3 separate regions of the Homo sapiens genome follow, and all the other regions are linked to region 1. Evidence: read pairs that join two places in POLR2A ChIA-PET (ENCODE). Cell type or tissue: CD4-positive, alpha-beta T cell. All regions are shown on one strand. Links, peaks and the distances in the headings refer to the core of each region. The heading gives the core; the rest is flanking DNA.

What was found. ChIA-PET counts read pairs that join two places held together with the same protein. Peaks named below come from ENCODE experiments on the same cell type or tissue, not always from the same donor. Only the 100,000 strongest peaks of a DNase experiment are listed, where the experiment ranks them.
Region 2: POLR2A ChIA-PET joins it to region 1 with 14 read pairs; 8 of 35 experiments call an interaction of 5 or more read pairs at or near these places.
Region 3: POLR2A ChIA-PET joins it to region 1 with 13 read pairs; 12 of 35 experiments call an interaction of 5 or more read pairs at or near these places.

The regions. Positions count from the first base shown.
Region 1 is chr1:244,862,343-244,871,276 of GRCh38, forward strand. It overlaps HNRNPU (heterogeneous nuclear ribonucleoprotein U), which reads right to left and starts at 2,201. Exons shown (of 14, transcript NM_031844.3): 1 at 1,275-2,201; 2 at 277-388; 3 at 119-192. The coding sequence starts at 1,965. LOC124904588 (UPF0764 protein C16orf89-like) reads right to left here. Exons shown (of 4, transcript XM_047439568.1): 3 at 2,321-2,389; 4 at 2,140-2,244. The coding sequence ends at 2,140. RefSeq lists silencers at 591-1,270, 2,251-2,350 and enhancers at 1,575-2,406, 2,407-3,237, 2,571-2,630, 6,329-6,928. In CD4-positive, alpha-beta T cell, for the core only: CTCF peaks have their summits at 1,916 and 2,174; DNase peaks (open chromatin) are centred at 139, 969 and 2,229; H3K4me3 peaks cover 3,155 bases; H3K27ac peaks cover 3,590 bases.
Region 2 is chr1:244,726,247-244,736,149 of GRCh38, forward strand. It overlaps C1orf202 (chromosome 1 open reading frame 202), which reads right to left and starts at 4,769. Exons shown (of 1, transcript NM_001395959.1): 1 at 3,455-4,769. The coding sequence starts at 4,677. The coding sequence ends at 4,129. RefSeq lists enhancers at 3,216-3,952, 3,456-3,505, 3,953-4,690, 8,833-9,903, 9,095-9,903 and 1 more. In CD4-positive, alpha-beta T cell, for the core only: no CTCF peak of the experiment used is centred there; a DNase peak (open chromatin) is centred at 4,485; H3K4me3 peaks cover 1,174 bases; H3K27me3 peaks cover 710 bases.
Region 3 is chr1:244,796,827-244,806,729 of GRCh38, forward strand. It overlaps LOC107985372 (a long non-coding RNA gene), which reads right to left and starts at 6,946. Exons shown (of 5, transcript XR_001738568.1): 1 at 6,807-6,946. In CD4-positive, alpha-beta T cell, for the core only: a CTCF peak has its summit at 4,546; a DNase peak (open chromatin) is centred at 4,565.

The DNA.
Region 1 (8,934 bases), core at 1-5,000:
TGCTTTTAAAAAAACTAACCCAAGTTTTGCTGCACTTAAGCATTAAGACTTCTAAAAAAAAAAAAAAAAAAACCACCATCACCGCATTTCATAATTGGGGAGAAACAGCTTCACTTACAAGTATCAAGACAAACCACTGTGTCATCGAAGTGTTCATCTTCTTCTTCAACAGGTGGCTGAGGAGATTTGGCTCTGAAAGACAGAATTGTCTCCTGATACAGCTTTCCGATCAACGAACGAATAAGGGATGAGTAAAACTAGGTGAGCATCCTATACCTGCTATACTTGTTCTCTTCAATGTACTCAAAATATCCACGGCCATGATCTTCTCGTGGTCTTTTAACACCCCTCTTTTTATCTCCGCCTTTCTGTTCTGTTTTGCCGTCCCCTAAAACACACACGAGCCCCATAAAGGCCAAGCCTCTAAACAACAAAAAAACGCTTTTCCGTTCCGAGAACCAAAGCAGCTCGACTTTATCCTGCTTTTTAACTGAGGTTTTAACCGAGGACTCAAATGTGAATTCAAAGAACAATCAACTACGAATTCGATTGGCGCTAGTGACGCAGTCTAAAGACATTACTAATTTTGCCAGTCTCCTCGATGATTCGAGAAAGCCAAAGAAAAACTGCGCGGCCCAGGCCCGAAGCCCACGTGTATCCCGAAGAGAGCGCAGAGAGGGGGAGGGGCCGAGCCCGGCGCGGCGGCGCTCCCCTCCCCCGCGGGCCCGCGCTCCCCGCGGCCGCATTGTACTGATCTTCCGCCCCCCGCCCCGCCCCGCCCGGCTCCTCCCGCCGGAAGTGACGTCACGCCGAGCCCCTGCGCTCCTTGCACAATACAGCGGCGAGGAGCCGCCAAAGCGCGCCCGCCCCGGGACCTGGGGCCTCTCCCCTCCCCCCGAGACATGTGCCCGCACCGCGCGCACGCAGCGCGACGGCGCCACCGCGGGCCGACCGGGCTCCCTCCCGCCGCCCGCCCGCGGCTCCTCCCCCTACAGCGGCAGCTGCAGCTCCCCCCGGCTCTCGAGCCACATAATGGAGGCGCTGCCACCGCCGACACACACACACACACACACACACACGCGCGCGCGCACACACACGCCCCGAGCCCGAGGCCTCTCGGCTAATCTGGGATTCCCCGCGCCCCCTCCCCCACCCTCACCGCGGCGCCCTCCCGCCCGGGGCTCCCTCCCCCTGCGGGGCTCCGGCAGGCCTGGGGCACGGTCCCCACCCCGCGCGGGCCTCCCGCCGCGCGCAACGTACAACGCAGCACTCACCCGCCGCCGGAGCCCCGGGGCGACCGCCGCCTCCGCCGCCTTCCGCCTTCTTCTTACCTCCCGCCTGCTGCTGGCCCTGCCTCGCCCCGGGCGGCGCCACCGTCACCGCGAACAGCGAGGTGGGGCCGCTGCTCTTCCCCGCGGCCTCCTTGGCGGCCCCGCGCTGCTGTTGGGGCTGTTGCTGCTGCGTCGCCGGCGGTTGAGGCTGCTGCTCCCCGTGCCCGTTCTCGTCGCCCGCGCCTTCCTCTTCGTCCCCGAGCTCATCTTCCCCTTCCTGGAAACCCTGATCGTCGCCGTTCTCGTCTTCCGAGGCGGCCTCCTCCTCCTCCATCGGGCCCGAGTCGGCCGCCCCCGCGGCCCCGTTCTCCTCTCCTAGCTCCATCTGGTCGCCGTCCAGAGCGGAGATTCCTTCCTCCTCCTCTTCCTCTTCCTCCTCCTCTTCATCGCCGCCGGCCGCGGCCTCCTGCTCGAGGCCTGCTCCCGAGCGCCCAGCGGAATCCCCGCCCAGGTCTAGGCTGCCGTTCCCGGGCTCCATGGCGGGGCGGCCCCCGGCCTCCTCGTCGTCCAGCGCAGCCTGGAGTCGCTCCATGAGCTCGGCCTTGAGACCCTTGTCAGAAAGGCGTCGCTTCTTGAGCTCCTCTTTCAGCTCCGACACCTTCAGCTTTTTTACATTAACAGGCGAGGAACTCATGGTGAGGGCCCCGATTCACCGCTAGGCGCTGCCTCAAACTCGGCTCCGCTCACTCGGCCACTGGTGGCGGCTGCTGCGGCTGCTCCTCGGCCCGGGCGGCGGCTGCGGCTGCGGCTGGAGATGGGTTCGTGCTGCAGAGCGGATCCGCCTGGTGTCGAACGGCGCCAATTCCTTTCACCGAGTTCGCGAGGGAGACGCGGAGACTCGCCTGGCGCGAGCGAGCACGCAACGTCCTCTCGCAGGAGCGGCGCCGCGCACGTAATATAGGCGCCCCGCCCCCTGCGCTGACGGGAGCACTGCGCAGGAGGAAAGCCGGAGCGCGCCCGCGCTCGGCCCCGCCCATTACCGTACTTACCTCCCCGCCCCCACGCCGAACCCGGGCCGAGAGCGCGGTGGAGGCCGCGCAGTGCGCTTCCAATTGGGACTGAGCAAATGGAGGAAAAGGAAACCGCCTTTCAGTTCAACCGACTCACTGCATGATATATTGGCCTTTCTGGGTCTTTGGTGGCTATACTCGTTTGGCTTTTCTCCTTCCCAGCTTGGAGGCTGCTTTATCCAAATGCTTTCTTCAGTCCTCAACTTGGCGTTTCAACCCGAATCCGCCTTTTCTTCCATCTTAGATCTGCCTTCTTATGTGTTTCTCCAGCTCTTCGTTTAAAACTCCTTCAAATCGTATTTCAGTTTTGACTGGTATAGCATACATTGGCAACTGTTACACGCAGCGGCTCTTTTCCTCATAATACCGTATTTGGTTTAATTTGTGTAAGTCCTGCCTTGCGAATTGGATTTTAAGTTCGAGAAGGGCAAGGGCAGAACCGTTCTTTTGTCTGTTCCACACCCCGGGTGCGGGGCCTGGGAAGTAGAGGCTTTGCTTACTACTCCATACTGCAAACCTTAGTGTACCTGCCTTTGCAGGGCAGCTATTCTCATGCTCTTAATAACCCTGAATAAACCTCAGAATTGCATTTCCAAGTTTTCTGTAGCTACCACAAAGACGGACCTCCAGTAACACTTGTTCTGTCCACTTTAGGACCTGGTCATCAGCTACGAAGTCCCAGTAGCTAACCGTGAGGGTGAGACCCAACTAGGTCTTTGATTATAGGCCCACTTGATTCTCTTCCTATTCCTGTAGAAATACTCTTGACCAAATTATTCTGAAACTTAAAGTTTACGAAAAATCAAGGGCTGTGATTTTGTAAAAAGAAAAATGGACTATCGCTCTTGAAATCCGTTATTTTATATGTTAGAAGTTTACTTTTTCTCTTTAAAGAAAAGATGTGATGTCTCGAAGTTTTAGATAGGGAAGTCAGAATTTAGATTCGTGATAGAAGTTAACATTTTAAACCCTAGATAATCTGCAGTGTCCAGCCAGTGTTCCATCTGACTAAGGAGATGGTTTATACCCACTGTTTGGTGCTCTAGGTGGCACAATAATATTGCCCCATTATTAATTTGAAATTTGGAAGTAAACACATTGAAATTTCTCCCATAGGCTAATATGATTTAACTAATTGATACATTTTATTTTTGAAGTTTATTTTCGGTAGCTTTTATGAAGCATTCTACCATACCTTGCAGTCATGTATACGTGAAATATTAACACTTGTGAAATGATTTGACTTGAAATTAATGGACTATGTACAGTACTACTGATAATCCCCAGTTCAAGTTAAGTGGTGAGGATAGCCCCCAAAATAGAAACTTCCAAACAGTGCCAGAAACTCATTTTAGCCTTTGGTTATAATTTTGAAGGTTATGAATAAGCCACAAACTGGAATTTGAAATTTTGTCTTCGTTCAGAAATGGGAAGAGAGCTACAGGGGGTTTACATGTTCACAAACTAGATAACTAATCCCTTAATGAATCAGAGTTAAATACAATTATGATGGTTCCTTAAATTTATGTGTCCTAGATATTATTTACACCTTTAAATATTAGTTATATGAAAACAAATTTCATTTACTGGAAAACACTAAACTATGAAAACAAAGATTGTATATCTACATATAGTAGATCTGTAACAGTCACTCTTGGAACATTAAGTCAGTTGCAAAAATAAACATGAAATACAACTTTTGATGCTCACAAGAAAGTTCTATGGCTTTATCTCCAAAAGTTTTGGAGAACTTTAGAGCTGGATGGGGCCTGGAGATCGATCTGCAGTCCTGTTCATTTTACTGCCCAGGAAGCTGGGACCCTCACCCCCCACACCAATGGGCTTTCTATTACATTGTGCTGTCTTAGACAACATTTGAAAGAAAAACAATTTCTGCTCAAAGAACCATCATCATACTATCCTTTTCACAAACAGAGGAAATATGCCATTCCATAGTCTTATGTTACCACTTCAAAGTACAAATGGTGACATCTTATTGATCATTTTTGCTTCTTATATTTTTAATGCTATCATGATAGTCCTGCTCTACAGAGACCTGTTAAAGTGCAGGTCACTTCCTGTAAATCTCTGAAGGACCTCTAAGACAATTTAAATTCCCCCTGTGTCAAATCCTAGAGGCTACCAAGAATACCGCGTGCCGGAGGAGACAAGTTAATTCTCAATAACAAAAAATGATTCAAGAATGACCTATGAATAATTGATCTGTGAGAGGTAACTACAAAGTTTTGGTGCTCTGCATGTCTAGCTTACATTTTTGAGGTTTAAGCAAAGGAAATGCTATACTTTGTCACACAATTTATTCAGCAAATATTTTTTCAATACTTTCTCAAAAACATTTTATAGTCATAACGATGAGGCAGTTCCAGAGATCTACAGTTAACAAAGTATCCTGCACTTAAAAATTTGCTGGCCAGGCCCAGCGGCTCATGTCTGTAATCCCAGCACTTCGAGAGGCCGAGATGGGAAGATGGCTTGAGGCCAGGAGTTCGAAACCAGCCTGAGGAACACAGTGAGACTCCATCTCCACAAAAAATTAAAATTAGGTGGCTGTGGTGGTACGCCTGTAGTCCGAGCTACTCAAGGGGCTGAGGTAGCAGGATCACTTGACCCCCGGCAGTCAAGGCTGCAGTGAGCCGTGATTGTACCACTGCACTCTAACCTGGACCACAGAGGGAGACCCTGTCTCAAAAAAAAAAAAAAAGAAAAAAGAAAGAAAAAGAAAAAAACCCGTTAAGATCTTACGTTAAATATTCTCATTCCCCCCCGCCCCCCAAAAAAAACAAAACAAAACAAAAAACAAGATCGGGAGTGGTGGCTCACACCTGTAATCCCAGCACTTTGGGAGGCTGAGGTGGGCAGATCACCTGAGGTCAGGAGTTCGAGACCAGCCTGGCCAACATGTTGAAACCCCATCTCTACTAAAAACACAAAAAATAGCCAGGCGTGGTGGTGGCCGCCTGTAATCCCAGCTACTCAGGAGCCTGAGGCAGGAGAATCACTTGAACCTGGGAGGCGGAGGTTGCAGTGAGCTGAGACTGAGCCACTGAACTCCAGCCTGGGGGACAAAGCAAAACTTCGTCTCAAAAAAAAAAAAAAAAAAAAAAGGCCGGGCGCGGTGGCTCACGCCTATAATCCCAGCACTGTGGGAGGCCGAGGCGGGCGGATCATGAGGTCAGGAGATCAAGACCATCTTGGTTAACACAGTGAAACCCCATCTCTACTAAAAATACAAAAAATTAGCTGGGCGTGGCAGCGTGCGCCTGTAATACCAGCTACTCGGGAGGCTGAGGCAGGAGAATGGCGTGAACCCTGGAGGCGGAGCTTGCAGTGAGCCGAGATCGCACCACTGCACTCCAGCCCGGGCAACAGAGCGAGACTCCGTCTAAAAAAAAAAAAAAAAAGAAAGAAAGAAAGAAAAAGAAAAAGAGCCGGGAGCAGTGTGGGCTCAAGCCTGTAATCCCAGCACCTTGGGAGGCCAAGGCGGGCGGATCACCTGAGGTCGGGAGTTTGAGACCAGCCTGACCAACATGGTCTCTACTAAAAATACAAGATTAGCCGGGTTCGGTGGCAGGCGCCTGTAATCCCAGCTACTAGAGGGGCTCAGGCAGGAGAATCGCTTGAGCCTTGGAGGCAGAGGTTGCGGTGAGCCGAGATTGCGCCATTGCACTCCAGCCTGGGCAACAAGAGCAAAACTCCACCTCAAAAAAAAAAAAAAAGGGAAAATGAAAAAGAAAAAAAAGGACAAAGGTACACAAGGAAACTGTTGGAGGTAATGGATATGTTCATTTTCCTGAATGTGGTGATGGTAGCATGCGTGTGTATGTCTGTCCAAACTCACCAAATATGTATAGATTTATTAGTTATATGCAGGGTTTTCTTTTTTTTTGAGACAAAGTTTCACTTTGTTGCCCAGGCTGGAGTGCAGTGGAACCGTCTCAGCTCACTACAACCCCCGCCTCCCGGGTTCAAGCAATTCTTGTGCCTCAGCCTCCCTCGTAGCTGGGATCACAGGCGTTCACCACCACCCTCGGCTGATTTTTTTTTTTTTTTTTTTTTTGTATTTTTGTAGAGACAGGGTTTCACCATGTTGCCCAGGCTGGTCGTGAACTACTGAGCTCAGGCAATCCACCCATCTCGGCCTCCCAGAGTGCTAGGATTACAGGCGTGAGCCACCGTGCCCGGCCTATATGCAGTTATCGTATACCAATTATACCTCCATAAAGCTGGGGAGGTTGGGGGAGGAAGACAAAAGAATTCAGGCCTGCGGGGAATGATGGGAGTGGGTAGGAGAGGAGAGAGGGGAGAGAGGAAAACACAGATCACCAGCAGCCTCGTGGGTGGTTTTGTAAAGGACTTTGGCTTTTGCTTTCTGCTATGGACTGAACGTTTGTGTCCCCACAAAAGTCCTGTGTTGAAACCTAATCCCCCATGATATTAGGAGCTGAGGCCTTTGGAGGCAACGAGGTCATGAGCGTGGAGCCCTCATCAATGGGATTAGAAAATTTATACAGAGCTGAAGAGACCAGCGTTCGTGTCTTCTGCCCTGTGAGGACACAGCAAGAAGGTGCCCTGGGTGGGGAGGCGGGCCCTCACCAGTCACTGAGGCGCTGGGCTTCTTAGCTTCCAGAACTGCGACCAATAAGTGTCTGTTGTTTATAAGCTACTCGGCTTATGATGTTTGTTAGAAGAGCCCAAATGGACTAAAACACCTCCAGGAGGAGGGAAGACATAGAACGTTGTTAGCAGAGTGACATGAGGGGACAAGAATGCTAAATTAAAAGGACTCGAGAGGCTGTTCTATTTAACTTGGTTTTTGTTTGTTTGTTTTGATCTGGAGTGCAGTGGCGCAATTTCGGTTCACTGCAACCTCTGCCTTCCGGGTTCAAGCAATTCTCCTGCCTCAGCCTCTCTAGTAGGTGGGGTTACAGGCGTTGGCCACCACGCCCAGCTAATTATTTGTATTTTTAGTGGAGACGGGGTTTCACCATGTTGGTCAGACTGGTATTGAACTCCCGACCTCAAGGGATCCACCCGCCTTGGCCTCTCAAAGTGCTGGGATTACAGGTGTGCGCCACCTCCAGCTAATTTTTGCATTTTTAGTAGAGACAGGGGTTTGCCATGTTGGCCAGGCTAGTCTTGAACTCCTGACCTCAACTGATCCACCCACCTTGGCCTCCCAAAGTGCTGAGATTATAAGCATGAGCCACCATGCCCGGCCTTAACCCCTTTTTTTGTTTTTGTGTTTTTTGTATAGCACGATCAAGCCCAATTTAAATTAATCAAAGATGCATAAAATATACTGAGATACATTTTCCAATGTATTTTACAAAAGATGTAAGAGTCAGAAACACCTCCAAAGTATTCTGTACTAAAAGTAGACATTTTCACATAGACAAACAGGAAAGCCCAGCTGCAAGGGAGGAGGTACCAAGTTCTGGTTAGAAGTGCAAACTTTCAACTCAGAAAGTCGAAGCTGTACCACATAGTCGCTGCGTGATTTTGCACAAGCTATTTTTCTCTCCATGCCTGAGTTTACTCATGTATAAAAATAATACTTGCCACCTGAAGTTGTTGGGGAAATTCAACAAATAACTGAATACAGTGCTTGGCACACAGTAAAAGCTCAAAAAATAGTAGTCTTCATCAGACACACTGAACAATTTTAGGCAGTTAAAAATCTATGATTGGCTGGGCGCGGTGACTCACACCTGTAATCCCAGCACTTGGGGAGGCCAAGGTGAGTGGATCACCTGAGGTCAGGAGATCTAGAACAGCCTAGCAACATGGTGAAACCCCGCCTCTACTAAAGATACAAAAATTAGCCAGCGCCTTAGTCCCAGCTACTCAGGAAGCTGAGACAGGGGAATTGCTTGAACCCGAGAGGTGGAGGTTGCAGTGAGTCGAGATTGCACGACTGCACTCCAGCCTGGGCAGCAGAGCGAGACTCCATCTAAATAAATTAATTAGTTAAAAAAAAACCTACGATTGAGTGATTAATACTAAATCTTATCAAGGAAATTATAACTACATGTATTTTGTAAGTTATCAATGAATTGTTTGTGGTAAGATGTCAATCTGGGAATAAGTGAAGCAAAGTCTAAACATAAGTATGTAGGTTGGGTACAGTGACCCACACCTGTGATCTCACTATTCTGAGAGGCTAGAGGTGGGAGGATCTCTTGGGTCCAGGAGGTCAAGACCGGCCTGGGCAACATAGCAAGACCCTGTCTCTAAAAATAAATAAATAAATAAATAAAAATAAAAAGTATTTTTTAATTAGCCAGGCATTATGGTGAGTGCCTGTAGTCCTAGCTACTGGGGAGGCCAAGGTGGGAGGATGACTTGAGCCTAGGAGTCGAAGGTTACAGTGAGCAGGCTGGGTGTGGTGGCTCACGCCTGTAATCCCAGCACTTTGGGAGATCAAGGTGGGTGGATCACCTGAGGTCAGGAGTTTGAGACCAGCCTGGCCAACATGGTGAAACCCCCTGTCTACTAAAAATACAAAATAATTAGCTGGGTTCGGTAGCAGGCACCTGTAATTCCAGCTACTAGGGGGACTCAGGCAGGAGAAT
Region 2 (9,903 bases), core at 2,506-7,505, 130 kb before region 1:
GTCTTGCCTTGTTGCCCAGGCTGGTCTTAAACTCCTGGCCTCAAGCAATCCTCCCACCTTGGCCTCCCAAAATGCTGAGATTGCAGGTGTGAGCCACCATGCCTGGCCAAAATTTATTGTTAATTAGAAAGAGGGGAAGCAAGATGGAAGGGCCAAGCCACCTGTTAGGGCAGAAGCAGTTCTAGAAACCCCATCTCATAGAGTTCAGGGTGCAGAACTGCTGAAGACATCCTCCTTCTTTCTGGCTGGGCACCTCTCAGGGCTTAAACACAATGATAGCCATGAGTTTTACTAACTCAAATTGAACATGTCAATCACGGGGCCTGTCTTACCCAACAGTCTATTCTAATGAAAACTCTGCAGCACCCAGCACACCCCTACTGCCTTTTCAGGAAAGCAGTACTAGGCTTCTCTTAACTAGGGGTTTGGACCAAGGGTAGGACCCCTGATCCAAAGGCAGCTAGACCCCAGGAAGACAGCCATGAAAGTAGCCTGGCTTCACCAATAGCAATGGTGGTAATTACCAAAGTCAATCAGACCACATCCCTCAGACAGATCTGTCTGGGAGGATACAGAGTGATTATCAATGGGAAGAGAGAAAGAGGACAGGCCTGCATGGGGAGCAGGGAGGGAGGCTCAGCCCACAGGAGGACTCAGCTCCAACACGCCTCAGGGCTGTGATCTAGCCCCATTTTCAGCACAGTGTTTCCTTATAATAAACACATTTCCCCTAGATTCCTTTTTTTTTTTTTTTTTTTTTTTGAGATGGAGTCTCACGCTGTCACCCAGGCTGGAGTGCAATGGTGTGGTCTCGGCTCACTGCAACCTCCGCCTCCTGGGTTCAAGCGATTCTCCTGTCTCAGCCTCCCGAGTAGTTGGGACCACAGGCCACCACGCCTGGCTAATTTCTGTATTTTTACTAGAGATGGGGTTTCACTATGTTGGCCAGGCCGGTCTCAAACTCCTGACCTCGTGATCCACCTGCCTCGGCCTCCCAAAGTGCTGGGATTACAGGTGTGAGCCACCACGCTTGGCCCCCCTTTAAGGTAACTTTACCTTAAAGGAATCTGAGGCTAGATAGAAAAGTCTCTAAAAGAGGAAACTAAAAGAGCTTCACTAACACAAAAACTCAACCTGACTTACCTCCTGTGGCCAAGAGACATGTTTCTGGAATATCTACACCAGAAAACACTCAACCACAGATGGCTGAATAATGAGGCACTACATTTTTGTTGGTTTTTTAAACTGGTTTTCAGCTAGAAAGAAGATGGATATGGGAGGAAGAAAAAGTCCCATGCTGGTCCTAATGCAGCTCTGCAAGATCAGAGATAAAAGTTGTCACCATGAAATACTGCAAATTCCTAAGCTTGGGGGTGGAGGTGGGGCAGGGAGGGGGCAGTGGCAGAAGGAACCACCTGCAGGTACTCAACCCCAACAATGTAATGCAGCCTGGGTGCTCTCTCTGCATCCAAGGACCATGCTTCTGCTGAATTGGGGCCTTAGTGGGAGACATCTGTTGGTGTATCAACCCAGCAAATCTGGTAGAAGCTACCACTCTGCTCTTGCCCTGGGAGACAGCCATTCTAATCAACAGCCAAGAGGAGCCAATTGAAGGCCGACAGCACAGTGCCAAAAAGGTAAGGCTTTGTGTGGATACCTAAGAGTGAAACTAGGGAGACAGAGGACACACGTGAAACCACCCTAATAAATTCTCTAAATAAGTTGAGCATTTACATTATGCTACGTGCTTATACACCAAGCCTGGGTGTGTGTGTGTGTGTGAGTAGAGAGGGGTCCCCACAGACGGAGACATAATCTAGGCCAATTTCCTCAGCCTAGTGAAGAGGAAGTACTGCAGAGGGCCACGAGACAGTCGAAACAAAAAGGCATGGCTACATTCAAATAAATTAAGGGTCAGAGAATTAACTGTAGTTTGTCTCTTTCCTTTCGGAAACAAACCCAGAAAACATTAAATAGGTGGAATGTCTTACACATTATTCAACAGCACCTCTAGTCCAGGATTTGAGAATTCAGCAATTGGGCATTCTTCCAGCGGTCTTTTCTTTACCGGCCTCTTAGCTTCAACCTCTCGAAGCAGAGAGGGTTCAACTGGGCTGCTACCTACAGAACAGCTTTTAATTCAGGCATCACGGGACCCCCCGCCCAGTCAGCTATAGGCAGGATAACAGGATGGCCTTCCTCCTAAGGATGGGGCTATGAGGTTTAGTGGCTTTTCTGGTAAAAACGCCTTCCTCTATCACAGACCTACAAAGCAATTTCATCTATCTGGGCAACGACAAGAATAAAGAAGCTAGGAGAAATACAAAATGCACCTAACCAACCCCAAGTCACAGAATTACAGAGAATTCTTCCCTATGGGGCGCCGGCTCCTGGCCTCGGCTTTCTAGCGTATACCTTGGTTTTTCTGTTTTTCATCTTCCTAGGTTCACTGTTCAAGTATCAGGCATCATGATCCTCCACCTCCCACCCTTCCCCCAGTGATTTTTTTTTTTTTAAGACAGGGTCTGGCTCTGTTGCCCAGGCTGGAGTGCAGTGGTACAATTACAGCTCACCGCAGCTGAACACTGGGGCCTAAGCGATCCTCCCACCTCAGCTTCCCAAGTAGCTGGGACTACAGGCGCGCACCACCACACCCAGCTCAATTTTTAAATTTCTCTGTAGAGAAGAAGCCTCCCCATGTTGCCAGGCTGGTCTTGAACGCCTGGCCTCCAACAATATTCCCACCTTTACCTCCCTAAACGCTGGCCCCTTCCCCAGCGTTGACGCTCTAGGTCAACGGGGAGGGGAAATCCCTGCCTGGAAGGCGCCAGGGACTCCAAAGCCGCTTCAACAGCTGCACAATCAAGTGGAGAGCTTCCAGGCTCGCAGTTTGGCGTTTTTAGCTTGCTAGTGAAAAGGGTAAACTGAGCAGGGAGCGGTGGCTCATGCCTGTAATCCCAGCACTTTGGGAGGCCGAGGCAGGTGGATCACCTGAGGTCGCGAGTTCGAGACCAGCCTGACCAACCTGGAGAAACCCCGTCTCTACTAAAACTACAAAATTAGCCGGGCATAGTGGCACATGCACAAGTAATTCCAGCTACTTGGGAGGCTGAGGCAGGAGAATCGCTTGAACCCGGGAGGCGGAGGTTGCGGTGAGCCGAGATCGCGCCATTGCACTCCAGCCTGGGCGACAGAGCAAGACTCTGTCTCAAGAAAGACGGAAAGGAAAGAAAAAGAAGAAAAGGGTGAGCTAGTGAAAAGCTTGCCAGCTTTGGCGCGTGAGGCAGTGAGGGGAGAGGGAGGGGTGGATGCTAGTCTGGCTGGGAACAGCCTGCGGAGAGACCATTATCACAGTTTAGTAACTACCCGTAAGGTGTGTCGCGCTTTCAGAGTCCCCACAGCACTTTCACTTCTACTATTTTACTTTCATCCTCACGAGTCTGTAGAGCCGGAGTATCATTAGCAGGTTTTTATTGATGAGGAAAAGGAAGACATTCAAGACCCATCTGGGAGCCTCCAGGAGTCCTTTCCCTTTGTTCTTCTAAGTCTAGCCCTGGTTTCCAAACTCCCCTGTCCCACCCCCACCCCAAGCCACCCTTCCTAAATGCCTGTCAACAAAAGCATAAAAGTAGAGTTCGCTCACTTCAAAGTGGGATGTGAAGCTCAGCATCCTGCTTTAAACGATTTTTTTATTTTTTTGACGGGGCGTGGTAGCTCACGCCTGCAATCCCAACGCTTGGGAGGCTTAGGATCGCTTGACCCCAGGAGTTTGAGTCCAGCCCGGGCAACATAGTTGGTTTTTTTTTTTTTTCTCCTGTCTCAAAAAAAAGGCATTGCAGAGATTGAAAACCGTTTCCCACCTTCTCCCCTGCAGTGTTTAGGAAGAGACAATCCGCCCCCGATTCAGCGCTTCCCAGCCCGCAGCAACTGCGCAGCGGGGGGAACCCAGGGCTCCGCGGCACCCGCAGGCTTTAGTTACTGCTCCGAGGCCCTCGGACCAAAGAGAGGCTGCGAGGAGGACGCGGCTCGTTTAGCTCGCTGCGAACCTCAAGATAACCCTTGGTTTCCATGCACATCCCCCCAACATTGCATGTGCTTTCATTCCTACGGTGCTGGGGTTACTTTCATTTATTGCTTTTGTTGACCAAAAAGAAAAAAACAATCCTGAGCGTGCACAGGGGGCGCAACGGGGGACCGGCTCCTCGTGGCTGACCGGCGGCGGGGCTGGCGCGCGGGGGCGGCCTGCGCGGGCCGCCCGGGGACGCTGCTCTGGGGTCCGGCCGCGGCCTCGTGGCCGCCCTGCGCGCGGTCCAGCACCAGCAGCGGGATCTCCTCCAGCCGGTCCGGCCGCTCCTTGCGCCGCAGGTAGCGCCGCCTCCACGTCGCCAGCCTCTGAAGCAGCCTCTGCAGGCTCGAGGGGCCCCACAGGCCGCGCTCCGGGGCCTCCTTGCCTGCGCGCGCGTGAGCTTGCCTGAGCTTCTTCCTGCGCGGGCCGCGGAACAGCCGCCGCCAGCACCAGCACCCAGAGCAGGAGCCGCCGTCGCCGGCCACCGCGCGCCGCCCGACCGCCTCCGGATCCCCGCGCGGAGGGGGGCCCCGCTCCAGGCGCGCCGCCTTCTCCAGCAGCTCGTGCTGCGCGCCGCCGCGCCGGGGGCCACCAAACCGGGGGGCCGCCATGGCCCGCGCAGGCCTCTTCTCGGAGCGCGGGGCCCACATCTCGGGAACCGTCGGGCTGGACAACAACGCTGCCGCCTCCAGGACTCCAAAGGGCCCCTCGCGTCCTCTCCCGGGAATGTACCCACAGGCCCCCTCTACGCGCTTGGGTTGCCCAGGAAACCCCAACGGTGACCCCACAATGCCCAGCAGAGCCCTCGCCCTCTGCCAATGACGGGGTCACCAGAATCCAGCGACCCAAGGAATCCCTCAAATAAGTCGGCCAAATTTCGCTGCGAACTGATTTACACATATGGCCTCACCTGGACAAGAAGGAATCTTGGAAGTTCCTGGGGCCCAACTCCTGGTTCACGAAGACACACAGCGTCCACGAGCAGGGGGCTGCGCAGCCTCCCCTGGGTCGAGGCGTGGGTTTCAGCCTCAGGCGTGTGTTGCGCTGGAGATTTGTATTTTGTGAACTGGTTTCAGGTGGTCTCAGCACTTTTCTGTTAACAGGGAACCAGAGTTTCAGGAAAGATCTCAAAACCTAATTTTCTTCATCTCGCCTCACTCAAAGGCCTCTTTCTTGTAAGACTATGATTGTTTTTTTTAAATAATTTTTTTTCTGATTGCAAACATAAGATTTTTGAAGAAATGTTGTAAAACTAATACAAAAAAGAAATACTCCTTTTTTCTGCTTTTTTATACATATTTTCGTGCTTATTAATTTTCTCCAAAGCAAAGTTAAATAATAATAGCTGCTATGGGGGCTGGTCGTGGTGGCTCATGCCTATAATCTCCGCAATTTGGGAGGCCAAGGTGGGCGGATCACTTGAGGCCAAGGGTTCGAGACCACCCTGGGCAACATGGAGAAACCCTGTCTCTACAAAAAATACAAAAAAAATGTCACGGCATAGAAAAAAAAATGCTACTCTGGGCACAGCCCTGGAGGGAGGGGCAGGGCAGTATCCAAAGCTCTTCTGGCAGCTGACTCCGTGGGGCCCCCTCCCCATGGAGAGTGAGTGGAATGAAGGGTTCATGCTATGCACTAAAATACAATGCAAATATTGATGCAAATAATTTTTTTAAATGAAATTGTTGCCCTCCTACCAAATGGGAAATTAATTTTATCACTGGATAGACACTTATGAAGAAACTGGACTTCAAGTTTGTCCATCCCAGTATTCTGGCAGAAAAGCATGAAATTGAGCCATTCCTTGCAAAGACCAGGAAATCCAGCATTTCCTACAAGACTGGGGATTGCTTGGAAAAGAAGAGCTGACAGAGTATCTCCAGATGCTGACAAGCTTGTAGGACGTATGCAGGACTGTTCATGAGGCCAACCAGAGAGGCCCTGTCCCTGTCCTTCGGGAGAGGCCCTGCAGCAGACACTGGGCCGGCCCTGGGAGGAACACATCTGCTTAGCTGTGTCCCTTCTGTATTCCCTTTCATGGTCCTTAAGTGACTACATCATCTAGTCCAGACCAACACGCTGTGCCCTGAGCAAGGTAGAAGATTTGGGGACAAGCCTGTGCCCATGGTTCCTTCTTCACAAGAATGAAAATGACTTCACGCTCCTAAGTTTGCTCCTACCTATTTTCTCCTTAACAACTCATGCACAGAGCAGTGGTGCTGAGGGGCTCTGCTGCTGGCCCTGTTCCGGATGGGCAGGGCCCCTGAGGAGGGCAAATCGAGAGGCAGAGGCCCAGAGGGAGGGTCTGGATGACCTAACCCAGCCTTAAAGGTGCCTGTTTTCATCAGCTCTTCCGTGTACCCAGCACCCTCCCAAGACCATCTGGGCCTGGCCCTTCCACCTTGCTCTGAGGGTCTGCTCCGGGATCCCCCACAAGTGAACTCTACTGAGGATGCCCAAGACCTGAAATGGGTTCTGGAAATCTTGGGTCCTCCATGGTCATCCCCACATTTGTCTCCCGTCTTTCTCCTGACAGACTCCACTCCCAGTAGTAGGGATCAACCTCTGCTTGTTAGAATAGGCAGCTAGGCAGACATGAGCTGAGCAGGAGACCGCCCCTGCCGGGAACGTGAGACAACCACCAGGTGATGGTCAGGTGGTTGTTATACTTTCTTTCCAAAATAATAATGGGTCACAGCAGGCACCAGGAAAAGGCGGTCTCCCAATAGGTAGAAAACACCTGATGCTGGTGATTAGCAGCCTGCCAGTAAGTTCTCAGGAGCTGGGCAAGTAGGCTCAAGTATGTGCACTAAGAGGCAAAGCGGCGGAGTTTAACTGGTATTTGACCTTCTAGGAACACTCAGCTGACTCAAATGAGTATGCACACAACTTCAGTAAACGCACTGCACATGCGGCCCCTGCTCTCAAGTGCGACATGCAGCCCACCACACGCGCAGACAGCCCACCCCACGGGAGGAACTGGGAGAAGGAACACAGCCCCCCAGAAGCATGCCAACGTATAAAGCCCCAAGTCAAAGGCTGAACAGTGCACTTGGATCGCTCAAGTCGCCCATTTGGCCCTCTTCAACTGTGCTTTACTTCCTTTAGTTCCTGCTCCAATACTTTTTTCTCCCCCTGCTCTATCACCCAGGCTGGAGCGCACCAATCTCAGCTCACTGCAACCTCCACCTCTGGGTTCAGGTGATTCTCCTGCCTCAGCCTCCTGAGTAGCTGAGATTACAGGCACACGCCACCACGCCAGGCTAATTTTTGTTTTTTTAGTAGAGATGGGGTTTCACCATGTTGGCCAGGATAGTCTCAAACTCCTGATCTCTAGTGATCCACCCACCTCGGCCTCCCAAAGTGCTGCGACTACAGGCATGAGCCACCGCATCCAGCCTTACCATCTTCAACTGAACCAAAGATAGAAGGGTAGAGCTGAGGCCAGGAAAGAGAAAGTGCCTGGGATAAAAAGGGTAAAAGAGGGCAAGATTTGTTATACAGATTAAATCAGTGCCTTCTCCAATAATCAGAGTCTCCAGTGATGCAGAGTCATCTTCCTCTTTCTAGTACCAGGAGGAAGACACTCTTACAAATGGAGATTATTTATTTATTTGTTTATAGACATGGTCTCGCACTGTTGCCCAGGCTGGAGTGCAGTGTCGCGATCTCGGCTCACTGCAACCTCTGCCTCCTAGGTTCAAGCCATTCTCCTGCCTCAGCCTCCCGAGTAACTGGAATTACAGGCACACACCACCATGCCCAGCTAATTTTTGTGTTTTTAGTAGAAATGGGATTTCACCATATTGGCTAGGCTGGTCTGGAACTCCTGACCTCAGGTGATCCACCCGCCTCAGCCTCCCAAAGTGCTGAGATGACAGGCGTAAGGCACCAGGCCCACCTGTATTTTTTTTTTTACAAATGTAAATTTCTCTTACAAAAGGGTAACCACTCTTGTTTTCAGAGCTTCTCTTGTCTCTGCTGTTTCTCAAAACAACCAGCTCAAAATAATCCTTATACCTAAGAAAAGAAAAATAGCTCAGAGATGTCTGAGCTATGTGAGGTGTGCAGGCCCAGATCCACAAGGCTACAGGACTTCAGTTGTGGACCCTTTACATCATCCCAGGCTCCTACACATGCCTGGGGGCAATTATTTAACTCTGTTCCTGACTAGCCTCACCCTTTATCTTCATGCTCTTGGAATTTGTGATACAAAGAACAATGTATGGCCAACCAATAGCTTAATGTTATTGTATTTATTTATTTATTTATTTATTCTTGAGACGGAGGAGTTTTGTTCTTGTTGCCCAGGCTGGAGTGGTGCGATCTCGGCTCAATGCAATCTCTACCTCCTGGGTTCATGCAATTCTGCTGCCTCAGCCTCCTGAGTAGCTGGGACTACAGGTGCCCACCACTATGCCAGGCTAATTTTTTTTTTTTTTTTGTATTTTTAGTAGAGACAGGGTTTCACCATGTTGGCCAGGCTGGTCTTGAACTCCTGACCTCAGGTGATCCGCCTGCCTTGGCCTCCCAAAGTGCTAGGATTACAGGCATGAGCCACGGCACCCAGCCAACTGTAGTGCAAATTCTTGGTAACAATTTAGGAACTGCCTCTTCTTTCCCTTTATTTTTTATTCTTTCTGTTGAGACAGTCTTGCTCTGTCGCCTAGGCTGGAGTACAGTGGCGTGACCTTGGCTCACTGCAACCTCTGCCTCCTGGGCTCAAGCCATTCTCCTGCCTCAGCCTCCCAAGTAGGTGGGAATACAGGCGCCCGCCACCACACTTGGCTAATTTTTGTATTTTTAGTAGAGGCAGTTTTCACCATGGAGCCCAAACTGGTGGCCATGGAGGCCTGACCTCAAATGATCCACCCACCTCGGCCTCCCAAAGTGTTAAGATTACAGGTGTGAGCCACTGCGTCTGGCCTTCTTTCCATTTAAAAACCCACTTGCAACTGCTGCTAATTGGAGCGTATCTTCAGGGCAACTTGAATCTATGCTCACAGATTGCAGTTCTCAAGCTTGGGCCCAAATCAGCTCTCTACTTATATTAGTTTTGCCTCTGCTTTTTCCTTTTAAGTTGACATATCCAGTGTAGTTGGCAGGATTCAGAGTGACTGTCCCCCTACCTCATCCCCACTGAGAAAGGAGAAAGGAAAAAATCCGGTCAGGCAGGCAGTTAGGGTGGGTCCTCAGTTGAATCCTTTCAAAGAACAGCCTGAAGGCACAGATAAGGGAACTTGCACAGCGGGGCTTGTCTAAGACATGCCCACAGCTGCACAGACAAGAAAGCCTACACGGGTGACTTGCCCAGACATGCCCGCAATGGAAATTTCCATCCCCTGACACATGTGCAGTAAGGGGAACAAAGCAATATGGATGAACTCAAGCTAAGGGCCCACATTCACATTATGAGGATGGGGCGAAGCTACCAGAAATTGGCACCATATGCAAATGAGATGCCCAGCCCTCATCGGTTTCCTATAAAAGCCTTTGCATTCAACTGTAAAAACAGCAGCCCTCCTCTGGTTCCCATCTCTGCAGTGGAGAGCTTTCTTCCACTTATTAAACATTTGCTCCAACCTCACCCTTTCCTTTGTATCCACACTCCTTAATTTCTTGGTCCTGAGACAAAGAACTCCAAGTGATACCTCACAACAAGAGACTGCTACATTGTGGTGCATTGGCGAGACTAACACCACCACTGTTTCTGAAAATGGCCTTGATACTAGCATGAACTCTCTGTCTTCAGGAGTCCTATTGTAAATGCCCAGTGGGTTCACCTTGCCTGCTGCCTAGACAGAACCGATTTATCAAATCAGGGGAATTACAATAGG
Region 3 (9,903 bases), core at 2,550-7,549, 63 kb before region 1:
GTTCAAGGCTGTAGTGCGCTGTGGTCACACCTGTGAATACCCACTGCACTCCAGCATGGGCAACATAGCGAGACCCTGTCTCCAAAAAATAAATAAATTAGCTGATCACTCCTTGGAGCATGTAGTGAATTAGGAATTCACCAATGGAAGAAACACGTGTGAGTATACGATGGCGACACCTGGTGGTAGGATATGCAATAACATCGTGAACCTCCCTTAATGGTGGATTCCTGGCTTATTGTTGGAATAAAATGTAATTACATGGAAATTGTAAGAGCCATTCTAAAAGGTTAGCAACAACAAGAAAAAGGTTGTCTGCATGAACTTGCATGTGTGTGTGTCTATTCTTGTGCATTAAGGACAGACAATAATCCAAGACACAGTTAATGAAGATGAGAGCCTGATCAAGAACCTGTCGTTCACTCTGCTGCTTACTGTTATGCTGACCTTGTGCAAGACACTTCACTGCTTTGGGCTTTGGCTTTCTCATCTTTAGAGTAGGAAGATTTAAGAATCCCCACTTAGTTCAATAAATAGTATAAGTGAAAACTGTTTTGTGAATTGCGTGAATATGTTATACTACGTTAATTATTATACTATTAGCTATTATTATAATAAAGATCATCGTTGGCAGGACACAGTGGCTCATCCCTGTAATACCAGCACTTTGGGAGGCCAAGGCAGCCGGATCAGTTGAGGTCAAGAGTTCGAGACCAGCCTGGCCAACATGATGAAACCCTGTCTCTACTAAAAATACAAAAATTAGCCAGGCATGGTGGTGCGAGCCTGTAATCCCAGCTACTCGGAGGCTGAGGCAGGAGAATCATTTGAACCCAGGAGGCCGAGGTTGCAGTGAGCCGAGATCGCGCCACTGCACTCCAGCCTGGATGACAGAGCAAGACTCCATCTCAAAAAAAAAAAAAAAAGAAAACTGTTACAAAGTTAGCTCTCTGCTACAAATTTCCTGTCAAGGAATGTTAATATTGCTTGAAGATGAGAGCGCATTAGTCTGGACTTTGAACCTTGTAATAGTCCCTTTTACTCAGGGATAACTGCTTAAAACTGCAACGTGTCCAATCTATGAGCGTCAAAACAGCAACCGGGTGCAGGGTTCTCAGCCAGGGGCAATTTTGTCCCCAGGGGACATTTAGAAATGTCTGGAGATATTTTTGGTTGTCACGACTAGGGGGAAGAGTGCTACTGGCATCTAGTGAGTAGAGTCCAGGGACGCTGCTACACATCCTACAAGGCACAGACAGCACCCCCACCACAAAGAATTATCCGGCCCCACATGCCAAAAGTGCTGAGGTTGAGAAACTGGTCTAGCGTAACAGAAGGGAGAAAGTAGACCTTTTTCCCTACTGTCCTAACCACCATTAACAGCAACCACAAAGATGGGATGGTGGGTCATCAATGTGAAATTCTCCAACATATATGTGCAAAAGAGCTCAAGAAATGTATTAAGTAGCATCATACAATGCCATTGTTATCTACTATGTGTAAACCGTCTCAACATGGGCACAACTGGTCTTGTTTTTCCCTCCTCTTTTTACAAAGAAAATGAACCTGACCTGAATAGAACTTTTGCTCTATTCAGACATCAAAATAAAAACTAGCGGTAACTATTAAATGTGTAGTTACTTGTGGAATTAAGACTAAGAGTTAAAAGGGAGTGAGTATACTTTGTAATGACCACATGCTCTGATAGTGTATAGTAGTGCCATTTTTTCACTTTTCATTTAATATTTTTCAGACAAGGTCTCACTTTGTCACCAAGGCTGGAGTGCAGTGGCACAATCACAGTTCACTGTAGCCTCAACCTTCCAGGCTCAAACAATCCTCCCACCTCAGCCTCCCAAGTAGCTGGGACTACAAGTGCATGCCACCATGCCCGGCAATTTTTTTTTTAAGATGGAATGCCATTATGTTATCCAGCTGGTCTCAAATTCCTGCACTCAAGCAGTCCACCCACCTCAGCCTCCCAAAGTCCTGGGATTACATGTGTAAGCCACTGCACCCAGCTGAGTACTGCCATTTTTAAAAATGGGACAAGAACATTTACAAATACATTTAAAGGCTGGGTGTGGTGGCTCACACCTGTAATCCCAGCACTTTGGGAGGCCGAGGTGGGTGGATCACCTTGAAGTCAGGAGTTTGAGATCAGCCTAGCCAGCATGGTGAAACCATGTCTCTACTAAAAATCCAAAAATTAACCGGTGTGGTGGTGCATGCCTGTAATCCCAGCTACTCGGGAGGCTGAGGTGGGAGGATCGCTTGAACCCAGGAGACAGAGGTTGCGGTGAGCCGAGATGGCACCACTGCACTCCAGCCTGGGCGACAGAGCGAGACCCCCTCTCAAAAAAAACAAAAAACAAAAAAACAAGCACACACATTTAAAAATGTGTGAGCAAGCACACACATTTAAAAATGTGTGAGCAAGCACACAGAAAAAAAGCTTTTTAAAAAACCTTTTTAGTAATTATATTAGTGATGGTAATATTAGTATTGCAGCTCCGACACTGTTATGAGTAATGCGGACACATCAAATGCGCAAGATGAGGTATTCTGATTCCATTCTAGATTTTGGTTTTGAGAATCATATTTTCAACGTGGAAGAATGTGTATACAGGATTCTCAAGATGTAGAGGTTAGGTAAAATTCCTTGCTGTTCTGAATCTGAATGTAAAGTATCAGTGTGAATGCATGAGGTATTTTCTATTCTATTCTCTTCATGTGTCTATATATGCAAAATCTTCACTGAGAAGGCCCAAAAGCAAAGCAACGACCAGCACAGTAGCAGCCAGCATCTTTATGCCCAGAGTACCGTCTTCAAATACCATTTCCCACTAAAAGAAACAAATGCTTCATGAAGAAATGACTGATTCCCAGTTTGGGGCAGAAAATATACATTTTGACCTTTGTCATATCATCTAGTCACATCAGATAGCAACAAAACTACCGAAGACTACTAGGGCCATGTAAGAAGGATTCAGGAGCCAGTTGGAAAAGGCATCCACTTACTGAAGATGACACAATTTATGCTTCAATAATTCCAAGGGACTGAAAATGATCAAATATGTTTAAATCCCTAAGTTCTTAATTATATTCAAACATTTTTAATCATCACATTTGGAGGATGCTAGGGAACCAATTCTCTTCCCGGGAGAGGAGGGTGGGGGACCCATTCCTTATCTTAGAAAACTTACGAGAGAAAAGAATCTAGTACTTTTCCCAACTTTCCTACATGGATTGTACCACTGGGTAACCTAATGGTAGATGAGAGGAGGCATCTCTTTATGAAAGTATTGCAACTAATAGACCGGCGGGCGCGTTGGCTCAAGCTTGTAATCCCAGCACTTTGGGAGGCTGAGGTGGGTGGATCACGAGGTCAGGAGATCGAAACCATCCTAGCCAACATGGTGAAACCCCGTCTCTACTAAAAATACAAAAATTAGCCAGGTTTGGTGGCACACACCTGTAGTCCCAGGTACTCGGGAGGCTGAGGCAGGAGAATCGCTTGAACCCAGGAGTTGGAGGTGCAGTGAGCTGAGATCATGCCACTGCAATCCAGCCTAGCAACAGAGCGAGACTCCATCTCAAAAAAAAAAAAAAAAAAAAAGGTATTGCAACTAACAAATGAAAAAAAAAGCGGTAGAATTAGAGTATTACAATTTTGTAATTGTCAGTGGATTAATGGCTTTAGGCATCAGGCATCCATGACTATTAACATAGCAACAGAGTTGACCTGCGTTTTGTGCTTCCTGATTCAAGATCCAGTAGTGACTTAGTCTTGCCATAGAGTCTGAACCTAAGTCTCATCATACCTTGGGATCCAGCTGCTACATCGTAGGAAATCCAGAACACATTGAATTCCACCGAGAATACTTCATCAGCAACATCCAGATTGTGGGAAATTTCACAGGTCAAAGGATTCAGGTTTTTCAACAGATAAATTGTCAGAATAAGAAAGAGAGGGGAAACTTGTAGCTTCGGAGACTTAAAATCATAACTAATTTTCAAAAAATAGAGATGGGGTCTTGTTATGGTGCTCAGGCTGGTCTCCCACCTCTGCCTCAGCCTCCCAAAGTGTTGAGATTACAGGCATGAGCCACCACGCCCAGCCACGACTTTTTTAACTGGACAACCATAGAGTCCCAGGTGTTCACTATAAAGAAACACGACCAAGTGATTGTCTTCGTGGTTTCTTGGCGGCGGTGGTGGTTGGGACGTGATAGGGGTGGGGCCCGTGGATGGTCTTCTCAGTGGCTTGCAAAGTTCTATTCCTTGACCTGGATGGTAGTTACAAGGGTGTTTGCCTTCATTACGCTATACATTCATTTTTGTATGATTTTCTGTATTTATGTTTTATTTTCCAAAAAAAAAAAGCTTTAAAAGAGTATAAAGAAAGTAGATGGCAGAAATTTGTGGAATCTTCCCCCAGCAACATAAAAACGCGGTGGGTTTTTGTAACTTGGTTTTTACACTTTACAATTAATATTGTAATGAGAAATACTCGTGTGGACCACTAGGGCGCACAATTTGTTGCCCGCAGCATCTGCGGCACTGGCACTGATGAAAGGGGGATGCTAAATGCTTCAGTAACGCCACCTGAGTCTCGGGATGAAGCAACATTATTCATCGCCCTTTGATCATGAGCTACATATGTGAGTGCCAATGCTGGCGAATCGTATTTGGAAAGTCGGGTCCAACATGTGATGTGTACATACAGGGTATACACTGAAAATACCGTAGTTTTATCCTCTTTTAAGATAAGCTTCAATTTATTTGAGTTATTAGAACAAAGCCTCATAAACCACGGTAAAAAGAACCTTAAAACTTTTTTTTTTATTTTTGAGGAAGTCTTGCTCTGTTGCCCAGGCTGGAGTGCAATGGCACAATCTTGGCTCACTGCAAGCTCCATCTCCTGGGTTCAAGCGATTCTCCTGCCTCAGCCTCCTGAGTAGCTGGGATTACAGGTGCCCGCCACCACGTCCAGCTGATTTTTGTATTTTTAGTAGAGACAGGGGTTTCACCATGTTGGTCAGGCTGGTCTCGAACCCCTGACTTCAAGTGATCTGCCTGCCTTGGCCTCCCAAAGTGCTAGGATTACAGGCATGAGCCACAGTGCTCAGCCCAAAAACCTCAAGACTTAGTGTGTGGAGAATGGAGGTGAAAAGTTTTTGTGGTGGTCTCCTAATGAGACGATAGCCCCCTGGCGGAGGGAGAGAAACACGTGAGAGCTATTTGGAGCCTCCCTGAAAGGTGTCACTGGGCTATGGATGGACTGAGAACCACACAGCGACGGGCCAGCCTTCGAGGGCCAACACAGAGTGAGAGACGGCCTCTGCAGGGCCCAGGCTGGGGAGGGGTGGTGAGGCCAGTCACGACTAGTAATCTAAGAGCCGTCTTTCCTTACCTGTGGTGTGGAAAGGGCTGCGGGTCACAGAATCTTAGTGATACGAGCTTAGGCGAGGCTCAACGGCCCTACCTCTCAGGTGAGAAAGCAGCTCTCCTGTAATCGTTATCTTTTCTCAAAGGGGAAGAACAACTTCTTCCTGTTAATAAATCACAGACCTCAGATGCTTTGTATTGCTGAGGAAACAAAACGTTTATGAATTGTTCACAGGCTGAGAAAATAAGATGCTTTGAGTTTTTGGTTTTTTCTACAAGGCTGCAATAAATAACACAGCAGTAAATCCTAACCTTTAGCTCTGATTGGTATTATTTCATTTTGGTGCCTTTCCAGCCGGCCCAAAAGTGTGATGCTGTGATACACACAGTATGTGTGTATGTGTGTATACACATGACTATTTTGTGAGATTTCGCGTACTAGTTCATTAGTGGCGCCCTGGAATCACAGATCCTTCCTGCTGCGGTGATAGCATGTGGGTGGTGCCGAGGTGGACTGCTGCTTGATGGTGAAGAAAGAAAAGAGGACAGGAGGACCCGCCAGGACCACATGTGGAGAGCTGCAGCGAAAGAATCCTCGCTCGGTGGACACCATGGCTTTTTGCTAAGCCCTGGTTCTCTCTATGGACCCCATGCCTCATCTCCAGAGCCAAAACCCAGCCTTTCTCATTCAAGGACACTCCCCAGAGCTTTGGGAACACATTTCATTCTGGCTCTGTTAAGTACCCCCATAGGGTCCCGAAAGTCCAGGCTGCTTCTTGCCCCTGCCGCCTCAGGTCCCAGAGGCCCACTGCTGCGTCCAGGACGCCTCCTCCACCACGTCCTCTCCCAAAGCTTATGCAGCAGTTAAGCAAAGGGGCCCTGGCCTCTACAGCACCGAGGCAGCCTCCTAGTTCAGCCACTCTCATGTGAGTGTGGACAAATTATTTAACCTCCCTAAGCCTCCCTTCTCTCTTCCATTAAATATGGATGATAAGGATAATAAATATTAACCTCATAAGGTTGTTGTGAGAGTTAAATGAGAAAAGATATATAAAACTTAGGCCGGGTGTGGTGGCTCACGCTTGTAATCCCAGCCCTTGGGGAGTCTGAGGCGGGCAGATCACTGAGGTCGGGAGTTCGAGACCAGCCCAACCATGGTGAAACCCCGTCTCTACTAAAAATACAAAATTAGCCAGGAGTGGTGGCTCATGCCTGTAATCCCAGCTACTAGAGGGGCTGAGGCAAGAGAATCTTTTGAACCTGGGAGGGGGAGGTTGCAGTGAGCCGAGATTGCATTATTGCACTGCAGCCTGGACAACAAGAGCGAAACTCCATCTCAAAAAAAAAAAAAAAAAGATATATAAAACTTAGTGTCATTCCTGGCCTGTAAATGGTAAGTAAAATGTAGCTCTCACCTTTACTCCAGGTTTCAGAAATGCTGTTCCTCTCAACAGAGAGGTGGTGGATTCTCCACAAATGCTGAGGAATGAATGGATGGATGAGAGAATGCAGTGACCACTTCCCATGGATGGATGAGAGAATGCAGTGACCACTTCCCAATGATGAAGATTATGGCAAAAATTGATTTTAAACTCCTACAAGATAGAATCCATGATTTAATTCTTTTTATTTTTTTCTTTAAGACAGAGTCTCACTCATTGCCCAGGCTGGAGTGCAGTGGCGTGGTTACAACTCACGGCACCCTCAACCTCCCCGGGCTCAGGTGATCTTCCCACATCAGCCTCCTGAGTAGCTGGGACTACAGGTGCATGCCATCACACTTAGCTAATTTTTCTATTTTTTTTTTAAGAGATGGCGTTTTGCCATGTTGCCCAGGCTGGTCTCCAACTCTTGGGCTCAAGCAATCCTCCTGCCTTGGCCTCCCAAAGTGTACAGTCATGTGTCACTTAAGAATGGAGATACATTCTGGAAAATGCGTCATTCAGCGATTTCGTAGTTGTGTGAACATCACAGAGTGTACTTACACACACCTAGATGGTACAGCCTCCTACTACACACCTAGTCTGTATAGTGTAGCCTATTGCTCCTAGGCTACAAACCCGTACAGCATGTTACTTTACCGAATACTGTAGGCAATCGTAACACAATGGTAAGTATCTGTGTATCTAAATATATCTGAACATAGAGAAGGTACAGTAAAAATACAGTATTATAATCTTATGGGATTCTAAGATTATAATCTTATAATAATATAATCTTGTATATTTGGTCCATCCTTGACAGGAACATTGCTATGTGGCATATGACTGTATAGCTCTTCGAACCAAAATAAAGCAAAAAGATGACTCCCAAAAAATAGATTATGAGGCCGCACGTGGTGGCTCACGCCTGTAATCCCAACACTTTGGGAGGCCAAGGTGGGCAGATCACTTGAGGTCAGGAGTTCAAGACCAACCTGGCCAACACAGCGAAACCCCATCTCTACCAAAAATACAAAAATTAGCCGGGCATAGTTGGTGCTCGCCTGTAATCCCAGTGACTCGGGAGGCTGAGGCAGGAGAACTGCTTGAACCCAGGAGGTGGAGGTTGCAGTGAGACAAGATCGTGCCGCTGCACTCCAGCCTGGGCAACAGGGCGAGACTCCATCTCCAAACAAAACAAAACAAAATTATGAAGAGACTACGCTTAGATTAGGGACTGGGATTTAACACAGGTTCAATCTTCCTAGAGTACATCTTTAATAAAGTATACACAGGGAACAGTGCCCAAATCATAAGTGTACAGCTAGATGACCTTTTACAAAGTGAGCACGCATCTGCGATCAACACCCACAGAAAGAACATTCCCGGCGCCCAGCACTGTGGCCCTCCCGTTCACTGACCCCGCCTTCCAACTTCTGGGGCATAGATTTTTGTTTTTGAATTTCGGACTTGTTTTTGTTTTTGTTTTTTCAGGTTTTCTTTGTTTTGTTTTGTTTTGTTTTCCTGAGACAGAGTCTCATTCTGTCACCCAGGCTGGAGTGCAATGGTGTAATCTTGGCTCACTGCAACCTCTGCCTCCCAGATTCAAGCGATTCTCCTGCCTCCTGGGCAGAGGTAGAAAAAAAGTTTCAAAAATCATGAATTCATATTAATATTCAAATTAGGACATTTACAATCTAGGCACTAAGGATAGGCATTGCTAGTAGGTGTCATTGCTTTTTTTTTTTTTCTTAAGATGAAGTCTCACTCTGTCGCCCAGGCTGGAGTGCAATGGCGCAATCTCGGCTCACTGCAACCTCCTGGCCTCCCAGGATCAAGCGATTCTCCTGCCTCAGCCTCCCAAGTAGCTGGGATGACAGGCGCCCGCCACCATGCCCGGCTAATTTTTGTGTTTTTAGTAGAGTTGGGGTTTCACCATGTTAGCCAGGCTGGTCTCCAACTCCTAACCTCAAGGGATCCGCCTGCCACAACCTCCCAAAGTGCTGGGATTACAGGCGTAAGCCACCTCGCCCGGCCTGTTTTTTAACTTTGGATAAATGGTAACCTACAGTGTACACATTTTTCTGTCTCCTTTCTTTTCATTCAACCTTCTATTTCTGAGATTCACCCAAGTTGTCCCATTAAGTTCTAGACTTAAATATTATATGTGTTGTAGGGTTATTATGGACAAATAACACAGCAGAATGGAAAAGAACATGAAAGTGAGACCCCTGCAACCCATTAATGTGTGTTTCATTTAATGACGGTAACTCTACCGAAAAAGAACAAGAAGCGATGACACCTGGCCGGGCGCGGTGGCTCACACCTGTAATCTCAGCACTTTGGGAGGTTAAGGCGAGCAGATCACTTGAGGTCAGGAGTTCAAGACCAGCCTGGCCAACATGGTGAAACTCCATCTCTACCAAAAAATACGAAAATTAGCCGGGAGTGGTGGAGGGCAGCTGTAATCCCAGCTACTCGGGAGGCAGAGGCAAGAGAATCTCTTGAACCCGGGAGGCCAGGAGTTTGCAGTGAGCTGAGATTGCGCCACAGCACTCCAGCCTGGGTGACAGAGTGAGACTCCATCTCGAGAAAAAAAAAAAAGCAATGACACCTACTAGCAATGACTATTCTTAGTGCCTAGATTGTAAATATCCTAATTTGAATATAAATATGAATTCATGATTTTTGAAACTTTTTTCTACCTCTGCCCACTGAAAGAGCCTAGACGAAATGGCTCTCAGTAGCAGTGAGCTCTCCTGGGGCCTGGTTCTTGGGTTCCAAATACTATATCCACTAGGAGAGGCCGGGTGTGGTGGCTCACGCCTGTAATCCCAGCACTGCAGGAGGCTGAGGTGGGCAGATCACGAAGTCAGGAGTTTGAGACCAACCTGGCCAACATGGTGAAACCCCGTCTCTACTAAAGATACAAAAAATTGGCGAGGCATGGTGGTGCAGGCCTGTAATCCCAGCTACTTGGGAGACTGAGGCAGGAGAATCACTTGAATGCGGGAGGCGGAGGTTGCAGTGAGCCGAGATCACACTCCAGCCTGGGTGACCGGGTGAGACTCCATCTCAAAAAAAAAAAAAA